Regions from separate parts of the Homo sapiens genome. Here region 2 is linked to region 1. Evidence: read pairs that join two places in POLR2A ChIA-PET (ENCODE). Cell type or tissue: HCT116. All regions are shown on one strand. Each heading gives the region's core, and the rest is flanking DNA. Links, peaks and the distances in the headings are about the cores only. Region 1 has its middle 350 kb from the start of KYNU. Region 2 has its middle 290 kb from the start of LRP1B.

Region 1 (5,391 bases), core at 157-5,156:
CCATGTATTATTTTCATCTTTATGTCCATGTGACCCCTTGTTTCGCTCTTGTTTATAAGTGAGACCATGAGCTATTTAATTTTCTGTTTCTGAGTTATTTCACTTACAATAATGTCCCCCAGATCTATCCATATTGCTGCAAAGGTGATGATTTCATTTTTTTATGGCTGCATGGGATTCCATGGCACATATACACCATATTTTTAATCTAATCTCCCATTGATGGATTAGTGTTAGTTTGAATCCATGCCTTTGCTATTGTGAACAGTGCTGCAATAAACATACAAGTACAGGTGTGTTTTTAATATAATAATTTCTTTTGTTTGGATACTTTTCATACTGAATATATATTAAATTCATTGTGTTTTATCATTAAATTTTTCCACATTAACTTCTTATTTTGAATGAGCATCATTATCCACCTTTGACTGCACAGTTTTATTTTCTCCTTGCATATTACATAGTTGCAAGCATTCTGCTCATTCCAGGTTTTTTGAAATGGATGTGGCCCACCCATGAAATAGAAAGAGCTATCACTGTTATGTGTAATGAGTGCTATAATCTCTGCTTACACGTCTCACTTCATGATATAAAATCTTGTGACAGATATCACTATCATCATCTTCATTGCTTCAGAGATGAAGTTCTTGAGACTTCTAGAACTGACAAGTCCCACAGTTAGTAAAGGGAAGAATCAAGTTTTAAACCAAGAGGTGTTTAAATCCAAAGTTCATCTTTTTAACCATTATATCCCATATGGTAACACTTGCTTCTAGAAATGTTATACAATAATTATTCCATATCTACAGGTTCCACATCCGAGGATTCAACCAACTACAGATCAAACACATTCAGAAAAAAGAATAAAAATAATATAATAAAAATAGAGCTTAGCAACTATGTAGCATTTACACTGTACTAGGTATGATAATTAATATATGAAAGAAGGTGGATAGGTTATGTGCTAATACTATGCTATTTTATATAAGGGACTTAAGCCTCTGAGGTTATTGCTATCCCGGGGAGTTGGGGGGATCCTGGAACCAATCCCTGTAGATACTGAGGGATTACCGTATAACACTGCCCTTCACTCACCCATTTAATGCCACCTATTTTCTCTTACTCACATTCTCCTAGGCTCTTTAATTCCTAGGCTCTAAGCCTTATGTCAAATATTCTCCTTGAGTCTATTTGATAACTCATCCAAACCAGCCATCATTGTTTTTTCCCTTTTAATCTCAAACATGCTCATAATAATGAACTGCCTTCTGATTCCACCGACCTCAAATTATGAGCTGGACGATATTTGTAACAAGCTTGGGCAATGCCAGGCCTGTATTCTTGTAAGCCATATTCATAAAAGCAATGCCTGTTCCATTCATTCACTGTATTTGTAACGCATGTAGGGTTTTTCATTAGGTTTTAATATTGATTCAGTAGAAAGGGAAAATATACCCTCCTTTGAGAAGAACAAACTTTTTTTTAATGAGTTATCCTTCAAGAAAGAATTCTGTTTTAATTAAAGGCTAAGTATGAAGTAATTACTCATTTATTTTGTTTGACTAGATTTAGTAAATTGTGCACCTGAATATTTTAAATACATTATGATCACAGCCCTTGATACCTAGTGCAGTTGGGCCAAGAGCAAGACTGTTAACTAAGGCTGCATTGTTTAATACTCTTCTATCTCAATAAGTGTTTGCACTCATTTTTCTGACCCATGAAATACTAGGAGGTATGTATCTCACTAATATTTATAGCTCTTATATTTATCTTCTTGCTAAAAAAAAATGCATTTTAAGCTTGAATGTTCTTCAGTAGTTGTGACGTATGTTTTGGGTAATTGCATGAAATCATAAAACATGGCCAGTGTAGGAGATAGGAAATTTCAAAAATAAAATCTGTGTTCATTACTTAAAGTGTAAATGAGTTCACAAGGATATTGATGTTCTTTTTTAAGCTTTCTGCTCCCTTTGACCCTCTTTTTTTTTCTTTTTCTCTGTCACAATAACTCAGTGCTATATTACAAATTATATGACACGAAAACCAACATTATATCTAATTTTGAGATGTTTATTTGTTTTCCCAGCTGTAGTGGTTCTAAGAATCTTGTATTACTGAAAATGCTACCTATTGTGATGAGCCTGCTATCATTTTATTCTGAACAAACCTCATTCTTCAGCCTGTCAATGTTTTAAAGAGGATGGGATACATTTGGACAATCTTTTGTCTTATTGATTTATTTTTGTAACAAATCAGGCTGTCACTCTAAACAAATTGCCTTCCTCAGATTATGCTTTCATTGTAGACATACGACATTTTTTCAAGTTCTTTGAAAAGTGTTTAATTGTTACGAATAATAAGGGTAACTATTAGGCAAGTTTCAGATTGCTTCTCATTTGAAGTTTCCATCAGTTAAAGAAATCTAAATGTGTTTCAATTTGGTAATAGAATGTTTATAAATGTTTATGAAGAAGCTTACCAACACAAACACAAGTAAATACAAGCCACCGAGTCTTTTAGAACAAATGCATAGTAACACTGAAATTATAACCATTATACACTTAACATTATGTAGAAGATACCTATGGTATAATAAATACATTTGGTCTTTTTGTCCCCAGTTCTTAGTACAGGGCTCCTAAAACACTAGGAAAAGATACAGGAAAAAATACAGAAAACACTAGAATAGATACAGGAGCGTCTTTTCTCCTTTTCTTACTCCTAACAAGCATCTTTTGATCACATCTAGGTTTATGTTAATATGGTGACTTAGGGTAGAGCCCCTAGATAGCCTTAGTATGGGGCAGATCATCAGAAACAACAGGTAATTGGAGGGTTAAAACTTTCAGCCCTGCAGAGTTACTTCCAGGAAGAGGGTGGAAGAAAGGGAGATTAAGCTCTATAAAGACTCCTGAGCCACAAGATTCCGTGAGTTTCTGGGTAGGTGACCACATCAAGGTGCTAGGAGGGAGCATCACACTCCCTCCTGCAACACTGACCAAGCCTTGCCCATGAATCTCTTCTGTATGTCTGTTCCTGAGTTGTATTCTTTGTGATAAGCCAGTAAATGTAAGCAAAGTGTTTTCCCGAGCTTGGTGAGTCATTCTAGCAAACTACTGAACAGGAGGAAGGTGTCATAGTAACCCTGGATTTATAGCCAGTCTGTCAGATATATGGGAGGCTCAAACGTGCAACCGGCATCAGAAGTAAGGACAGTCTTGTGGGACTGAGCCCTTTTACTTATGGGATCTGATGCTAATGCCAGATAGACAGGGTCAAAGTTCAATTAAACTGCGGGACACCCAGCAAGTGCCCAGGAAGCTGGAGAATCGTTTGGTGTGTAAAAAACCCACACATTTGCTGTCAGAAGCATTGTATTGAGAGCGACAGGAGGTAGCCAAATGCCTAGGCAGATAGGAACGGGTCCCCGGTGAAACCCCACCTCCAAGCCGAAGACCGTTTAAAGCCTGAAAGCCAAGCTACAAGTTAAATCCTCAGACCCAATTGAGAATTTGTCTTCCTGTTTCTTTCTTCCTGTTCACCTATCTTATATATACCTACGCTTTCCTAGTTGGTTTTTCTACACTGTCGTGGCCACCTTTGAGTGGTGTCTTTGCTTTAACCTTTTATGCATACTCACAAACCAATCAGCATGCACTTTCCATAACAAGTCCATAAAAGGCCCCGGACCCAGCCACACGGGGGTCTTTCCCACCTTTGGGTAGAGGGACCCCCTCTGCATCCCCTCTCCACTGAAAGCTGTTTCATCACTCAGTAAAATTCTTCATCCTCCTTATCCTTCAATGTCTAGCATATCCTCATTCTTCTTGGGCACAGTACAAGAGCTCAGGAACCGCTGAATGTGGGTACAAGCTATAACAGAGGCAAGCTGAGGCATGCCAGCATGGCCTAATGAGGCCGGGGTGGGGCTTCTCCGGCCAAGGGTCCCTGGCTTGCAAAGTGACCAAGAAGAAAAATCCTGCATCAGTATGTGTAAGGAAACAGCTTCTGAGTGTGAGTGTGAGCTCCTGAGTGTGTGAATGTTAAGTTGCAAAATGGTATGAGTAGTACATCAGAAGACATTTAGTCAGCCAGTGTCAAATAATCTATTAAGCTGCTGTGGTTCAGAACTAAGCTAAGAACTTTGACATTCATCTCATTTAATCCTCATGACAACTAAGGGAGATAAATATTACTATCATAATTTTACAAATGAGAAAACTGGAGCCTAAAGTCATTCTGTGTAAAAAAATGGATAAAAGCATTAAGGAAACAGGCCCAAGCAGATAACATGAAGAAAAAAAGACCTTTTTAGACAAAGATTTCTAAATGTCTAGAAAAGGAGATAACCTTTTTTTTTTTTCATGCAAGAGATTTTATCATCACAAATTTTGTTTTATTTTTAAAAGTATTTATTAAAGCCTACAATCTTATGCCTATGCCATATGCCAGGGACTACTCTATTATTATTATTATTTTAGAGACAGATTCTTGCTATGTTGCCCAGGCTAGAGTTCCATGAATGTTCATAGTTGTGGTCATAGCTCACTGCAGCCTCAAACTCCTGGACTCAAGTGATCTTCCCACCTCAGTCTCCCAAGCAGCTGAGACTATAGGCATGCACCAGACCATCACAAATTTTAATAGGTAGAAATAAGCAATTACTATTTGAAAACAATTCTTCCAAGAGGTAAAGATGACAAGACTCTATGAAGTTTCCTCAAAAGCTAGTGCTGTGATTCTGCCTCCAGTCAAGGACCACACGTGGCCCCAAGATATTTAAAAACAAATGAGTCATATCATTGAGTAAGAAGTCTCATTGATTACAATATTTTTAACGCTCCAATGCATGTCACTTTGGGCACCTTTTTCTGCACCCACTGTCATATAATTACTCTGCTGAAGTTTTTCTATTTGTGCTGTGACTTCAGGGGTTGAAAAATAAATGAAGTGGAAATACATTGATGGCTATGGTTAGTGAAGAGGTCAAATGAACTTCTCCTAGCTCTGCACTTTGCAGCCACGGAACGCAGAGACTCCGCCTCAAAGATTTCTGCTAAAGAGTTCTGCACTACAGGAAATGAAAACATGTGGTTCTTTTGGAGATGTTAGGGCCAGAAATAAATATAAAAATTATCTTCATCCATTATGTACAAATGAGTTTCCTATTTAAAATAATCAATCAAGAGAGTTAAGGAGAGTGTGATAGAGTTGGCTAGCATAAATATATCTCTCAAAAGTGTATGTACTTTTTCCAAGAGTTACAATGTTTAGGGTTGCCAGATTTAGCAAATAAAACTACAATATGCCCAGCTAAATTGGAATTTCAGATAGTGAAATTTTTTAGTAAAAGTATGCCCACAATATTACATGAGACTTATATTCAAA
Region 2 (5,391 bases), core at 280-5,279, 110 kb before region 1:
AGTAGCTGGGATTACAGGTTCCTGCTACTATTCCCAGCTAATTTTTGTATTTTTAGTAGAGATGGGGGTGGGGGGTGGGGGGGCGGTTTCTCCATGTTGGCCACTCTGGTCTCGAACTCCTGACCTAAGGTGATATGCCCGCCTTGGCCTCCTAAAGTGCTGAGATTACGGGCATGAGCCTCTGTGCCTGGCCTTGTAAAGGTGATTCTAACAAATCCTAGAGACTTCTGTCCTGTTCTCACCTGTGGAATTACATTCAAAGATGGACAGCTGAGCCATGAAGTCATAATTAAAAAGAAAATTGCAGTCTTTGTTTGCAGTCTCTAAGAACATTAAAGGGGATCCAAATTACAGTGCAAGACTGCTCAGGAGCTTTCTTCTCCCTCCCTAGTACTTATCCTTAGCAGCTGCTGAGGTCTGCTCCTGTGAGGCTGTCTTTCAATTTCCAGCAAGTGCTATATTTTTTTTTTCTCTTTACCGCCTCTCCTCTTCTGCTCTCTCCTCATTCTTTATTAAATAGTTTGATCTATGTACTTTGCTAAATCCTCCCTTCTTTGCTTTTGGTTTCTCTAGTTCTATCCTACTCTCTGATTCATTCTTTACCTATAAAGAGATCTGAGAGTCTGAGAGTCGAAGCTCTTTTTTACCTGGGAGTGGTGCTGGGGCATAGAACTGGATGAGACATAGAATTGGATTCAGTTAAGAGCAATCACAAGTAAATATGTCTTATTGTTTCATATTTGCATATATTAAAGGTATACACATTGAGGAAAAACAAAATCAAAATTTTGGCTTCTAATTCTAAGAAAAGAAAAATAATCTCTTTCCTATCATAGGACCTTTCTAATACAGTGATCTTATTGAGACCCTCAGAGTCTCTGATTTCACATTGCTAAACAGATTATTGCTTTTGTTTGCACAAATATTCTGATGGGTGTTAGGTAAGCAACAATAAGCTGAAGCTAGATATCTGAACTGGGGGAAGTCGAATTTAGTGTAAGATATAAAGAATTTGAGATAAATGTAGACTGGAGGTACAAAGAGAATGAGGGGGTGAAGTGGTAGGATGGGGAGAAGGATGGGGAAAACACTGTTTTCAATGTGATTAAAAGGCAAGTGAGAGCCCCTCAAGGCTGTCAACTGAAAAAGGGTTTAAGAGAAGAATATCTATTTTCCTATATAATGTTTAATGCTCTTCTATGTCCCCAGAACATTTTTAAGGTTTTCCAGTGGCACAGGGCCTGGTGTGTGTGTGTGTGTGTGTGTGTGTGTGTGTGTGTGTGTTGATTCTTAATCTTAAGGGAGAGTAAGTTTTATATCAATTTCAACAATTCACAACTGAATACAGACCACACCTAGTTAAGAGAAACATAGTTCATAAATTGATATAATTCTTTGGAAATAGGGATATGGCTAGAATTGGTTATGGGAGTACAAGTCCCCCACAATATTTTAAAACAGTGGGGAGTCTGAACTTTCTTCATCTTATAAAATGGGGGTTCAATCAATTTAATGTAGATTTTTAAGGACAAGGACACTCTGGCTGCCATGTGGATTCTTTGAATGTTGCTCAAAATCTGAATCATCAACTTAATACATCCATACTCATTCTATGTATTCATAACTATAACAATCCTGTAGTTCTTGAGAATATACATTCATAAGAACATGAATATTTTTTAAAAATACACTTAGCCCAATAGATGAAATCGGTTAATAATATCCAGAAAATGCTTATACAAATTCACCTCTTAACTCCAGTCTCAACGCCTGGTTTGTTAGCAGTTCTGCGATTTCCAAATCCTCTTTAAAAAGCTTTTGAATTGCCCTGTTAATGGAGGAAGAGCAAAATATAGCTAAAGTTTAACCCGCATAATTATACCTTGTGTTTCCTCTAAGACATGTCCATGTACTGCATGTAGACATGCCACTTGCCAAGATCAAAAGTCATGTTGTGATGGAAATTACTCTGAATCCCACCGCATGTCTACTGTAATATCTTGTAAAAATATTTTTCAAGGTAAATTAAAATTTATTTGAAATTCCAAGGGTCCGTTTATTTATTTATTAAGCAAATGCTTTTGCCCCTTTTGTGCTAAAAAATATAAACCTTACAGTGTCTTCTCTCTTTTAATCTTCTTATAGTCTACTTGGGAGATAAATACATAAGCAGATAATTTCAATCCTGAGATACATGAACAATAACACAAAAAGGCTTTGAAATTTAAATAGTAATCTAGCAGGTTTCCTGGAAGGACTAGCACATTTATTTGTTTTGTGTTTATGTCTCCACTAAGAAAAGAAATGTTTGACCCCTAACCCCCAGTAATTAAGAATGTGATCTTATTTGGAGATAGGATTTCTACAGGGTGGGCCCTAATCTAATATAATTGGTGCCCTTGTAAAAATGAGAAATTTACAGAGAGAGAGACACACACACACACACAGGGAAAATATCATATGAAGATGAAGATGGAGATCAGGGTGATGCATCTACAAGCCAGAAAATGGCAAAAAATAGCCAGCAAATCTTTAGAAGCCAGGAGAGAGGCATGGAACAGGTTTTCCCTCACAGTACTCAAGCCTGCCAATAGCTTGATCTTGGACTTCCGCCCTCCAGAACTGTGAAGCAATAAATTTCTATTGTTTAAGCCACCCTGTTAGTGGTACATTGTTACAGCAGCCCTAGGAACATTGTTTTGTTCTTGGAAGAAGTAGTATTTAAGCCCTGTCCTGAAGCATGAAAACAGTAGAAAGAAAGCAACATTGGGAAAGGCAATACACACCGAAGAAACAGGATGGGCAAATGCCTGGAGATATAGGAAACAGGGTAGTTTCAGACACCTGCCAATAGCACTGAGGGATGAAGGCAGAGAGTTCACAGAAGAAATAGAGGAGTGACTAGGAACCAGATAGCAAAGTGTTCTTCATGAATCCAGGCAAGAAATGATGGTGGTCTGTAGTTGTTGACAGTTGTTGTGAAACCTCAGTTCTTATCTTCTTGGTTTAAAGGAATTTAAACAAGAGACACACAGCAAAGAAGATGCAGTATAGTGCAATTTATTGCAAAAAACAAAGAATAATCTGAAAGTTAGGCACAGAATAGATAGTACATTATGAGAGACAATTCAGACAGGCTGCTCCTAAGGATGAGACAGTGTGGACTGTTACTTGGGAAACTCCCTTTATGGGGGTCTTACATGATTATTCATAAGAAGGGAGGGAGAAGTGTCACTAGTAAGCATGTCCTGGGTGGTCCTCTGGGTGCACATACACAGCTGTACATGCTTATTCATACATTGTTTGTCTCATTAGCAAATTAAATCTCCATCCAGGGTTGTATTTTTTACTACTATAATGAGCAAAGTGTCAGTCTGAAGACAGGTAAAATGAAACTGCACATGCTATCTACAGGGGAAATTGCCTACTGAATATAGCTTTGCTGGAATGAGCTTTGAAACTATAATGCAAATGCTGGGGCTTATCCTGTTGACAGTGCAGTGTGTAGAGATTCTTATGAAGTCCAATGGACAAAACTTGGCAGTTGGGTCACTATTCGGTTTCCATTTGAGAGTATTGCCTGTTCTCTTTTCTTTCCCCCAAATCTTAGTTTCTGATGTACATTTAAGGTAATCTTGATCTTTTTTATTATAAAATGTGTTCTAAAATATCAGTACATAGAACTGATGCTTATTCTGTTGAAATTTTTGGATTATCACTGACATGAAGAAACATTGCAATAATGTGCTATTCTAACAAGTGGGTTCTAAGCAAAATAATGAGCATGCAAAAGTACATGAGACAGGCTGAAGAAATTTTATAACGAGTAGTTCTGGCAAAATTGAATCACAGTAAAAACAAAAAGGAGTTTCATAGTTATGCCATGGTGTTGTTGGTATTTCTTTTAAAGCCATAAACTTGGGACCCATATTTTGTAAAACCCTTTCTTCAATGACTGAGAGCCACTGAGGATTCTTAAAATGTGGTCAAAGTGACATCTTTGTAAGAACATTCAGTGTTTGCAAGCAAGATTTGCAGGGTAATTGAGAGTTGACTACATATTAAAAAGACTTATCCGGTTTTACCATGAATTTTACTAGAAGATGAAAGCTGGATAAGAAATTGAAATTGAATTGCTTTTCCAAAATGGAATTGTTTTAAATATCACCCAGTGAATTAATCTCTGACAATCATTATTGTATGATAATATTTACTTCTTCCGGACTTGGCAATGTAAATGGTTATGCTTCCTGCTTTTTAGAATCTTTGGATGACAAAAACAATAAACATAAACATAGAAAAGCAGGCAAATGAATCCCACTATATAAAAATCCTAAGAGGTAGTGCTTTGAAAAAAGATAAGTTGAAAAAGTAAATTCAATAAGGAATGGCTTATATTTTAAAAGTGACCCTCTGTGGGAAATTAAATACATATAAGCAGATGATATGAGATAAGAATTGGAAATGTTCTTTGGGTATTCCTTTCAACATTCCTAGTGTCTGTAATGATATTCATTGTACAGCACTTTCATATCTACTATCCCTCTTTTTAAATCCTTCAAATATATTAAAAGTTATTTACATATTATACATATTTACAATCCAACTCCCATAAGCCAGTCCAACAAAGTTTCTACAGAAATTGAATATCAATTGCTTAAAATTAAATAACCGTGTGCTGAAAGTTTGTTTCCTTTTACTTTTTTATTCTTTCTTCTGTTTTATTAATTAATTGACTAATTAATTTCGGAAACATTTATCTCTTGGCATTTTTTGCCTGTATATGCTACACAGAGTATTTAGTCTCAAATTATAATTAGCATATCTTTCCGTTCCCCTGTACATATTTTTCTTTGTAATTGTAGTTTGTTCTTTTTATTTATTGAAGTAACTGGGTCTAAAAGTCTTATACTCTACTACCTTCAGAGGTTGAGTTACTTTATCCCCTTCTCCTACATATGACCTGCAATCTTTCATTCAAGCTGTTACATTTTCTTTAAACACAAAATATAGGAAGGTTTTAAGAAGCCATATACCATCATTCTTCACCTTACTCTGATTTCCTTCTTCCTCTTAGACAAAAGTTCCACTTCCTCAGATCATTCTTTCCTAATCACTACCAAAGTACAAATTGTGTCTACTTCTCTCTTTTTATTTTCTACTTTTTCATTTGCATAATATTATTTTCATAATCTGCACTTTTTTTCATTCTAAATAATATTTTCAGCAGACTCCCTTCACAAAAGGCTCAACATGAGTAGGAAAAATTAGAAACTTCCCTTTAGTCATTGTGTCTTCCTTTTAAATGTTGAAACATGAAAGTTATACTGCAACAGACGTTTGTATTGATTCTGCTTAACCTTGTACCTTCAGTGGCAGGCATATAAACTG

The links. Peaks named below come from ENCODE experiments on the same cell type or tissue, not always from the same donor. Only the 100,000 strongest peaks of a DNase experiment are listed, where the experiment ranks them.
Region 2: POLR2A ChIA-PET joins it to region 1 with 5 read pairs; 2 of 35 experiments call an interaction of 5 or more read pairs at or near these places.

What each region holds. Positions count from the first base shown.
Region 1 is chr2:142,528,486-142,533,876 of GRCh38, forward strand. No RefSeq gene overlaps it. Among named protein-coding and RNA genes, the nearest start is that of KYNU, 350 kb to the right of the region's middle. In HCT116, for the core only: no CTCF peak of the experiment used is centred there; DNase peaks (open chromatin) are centred at 2,976 and 3,172.
Region 2 is chr2:142,420,361-142,425,751 of GRCh38, forward strand. No RefSeq gene overlaps it. Among named protein-coding and RNA genes, the nearest start is that of LRP1B, 290 kb to the left of the region's middle. In HCT116, for the core only: no CTCF peak of the experiment used is centred there; no DNase peak of the experiment used is centred there.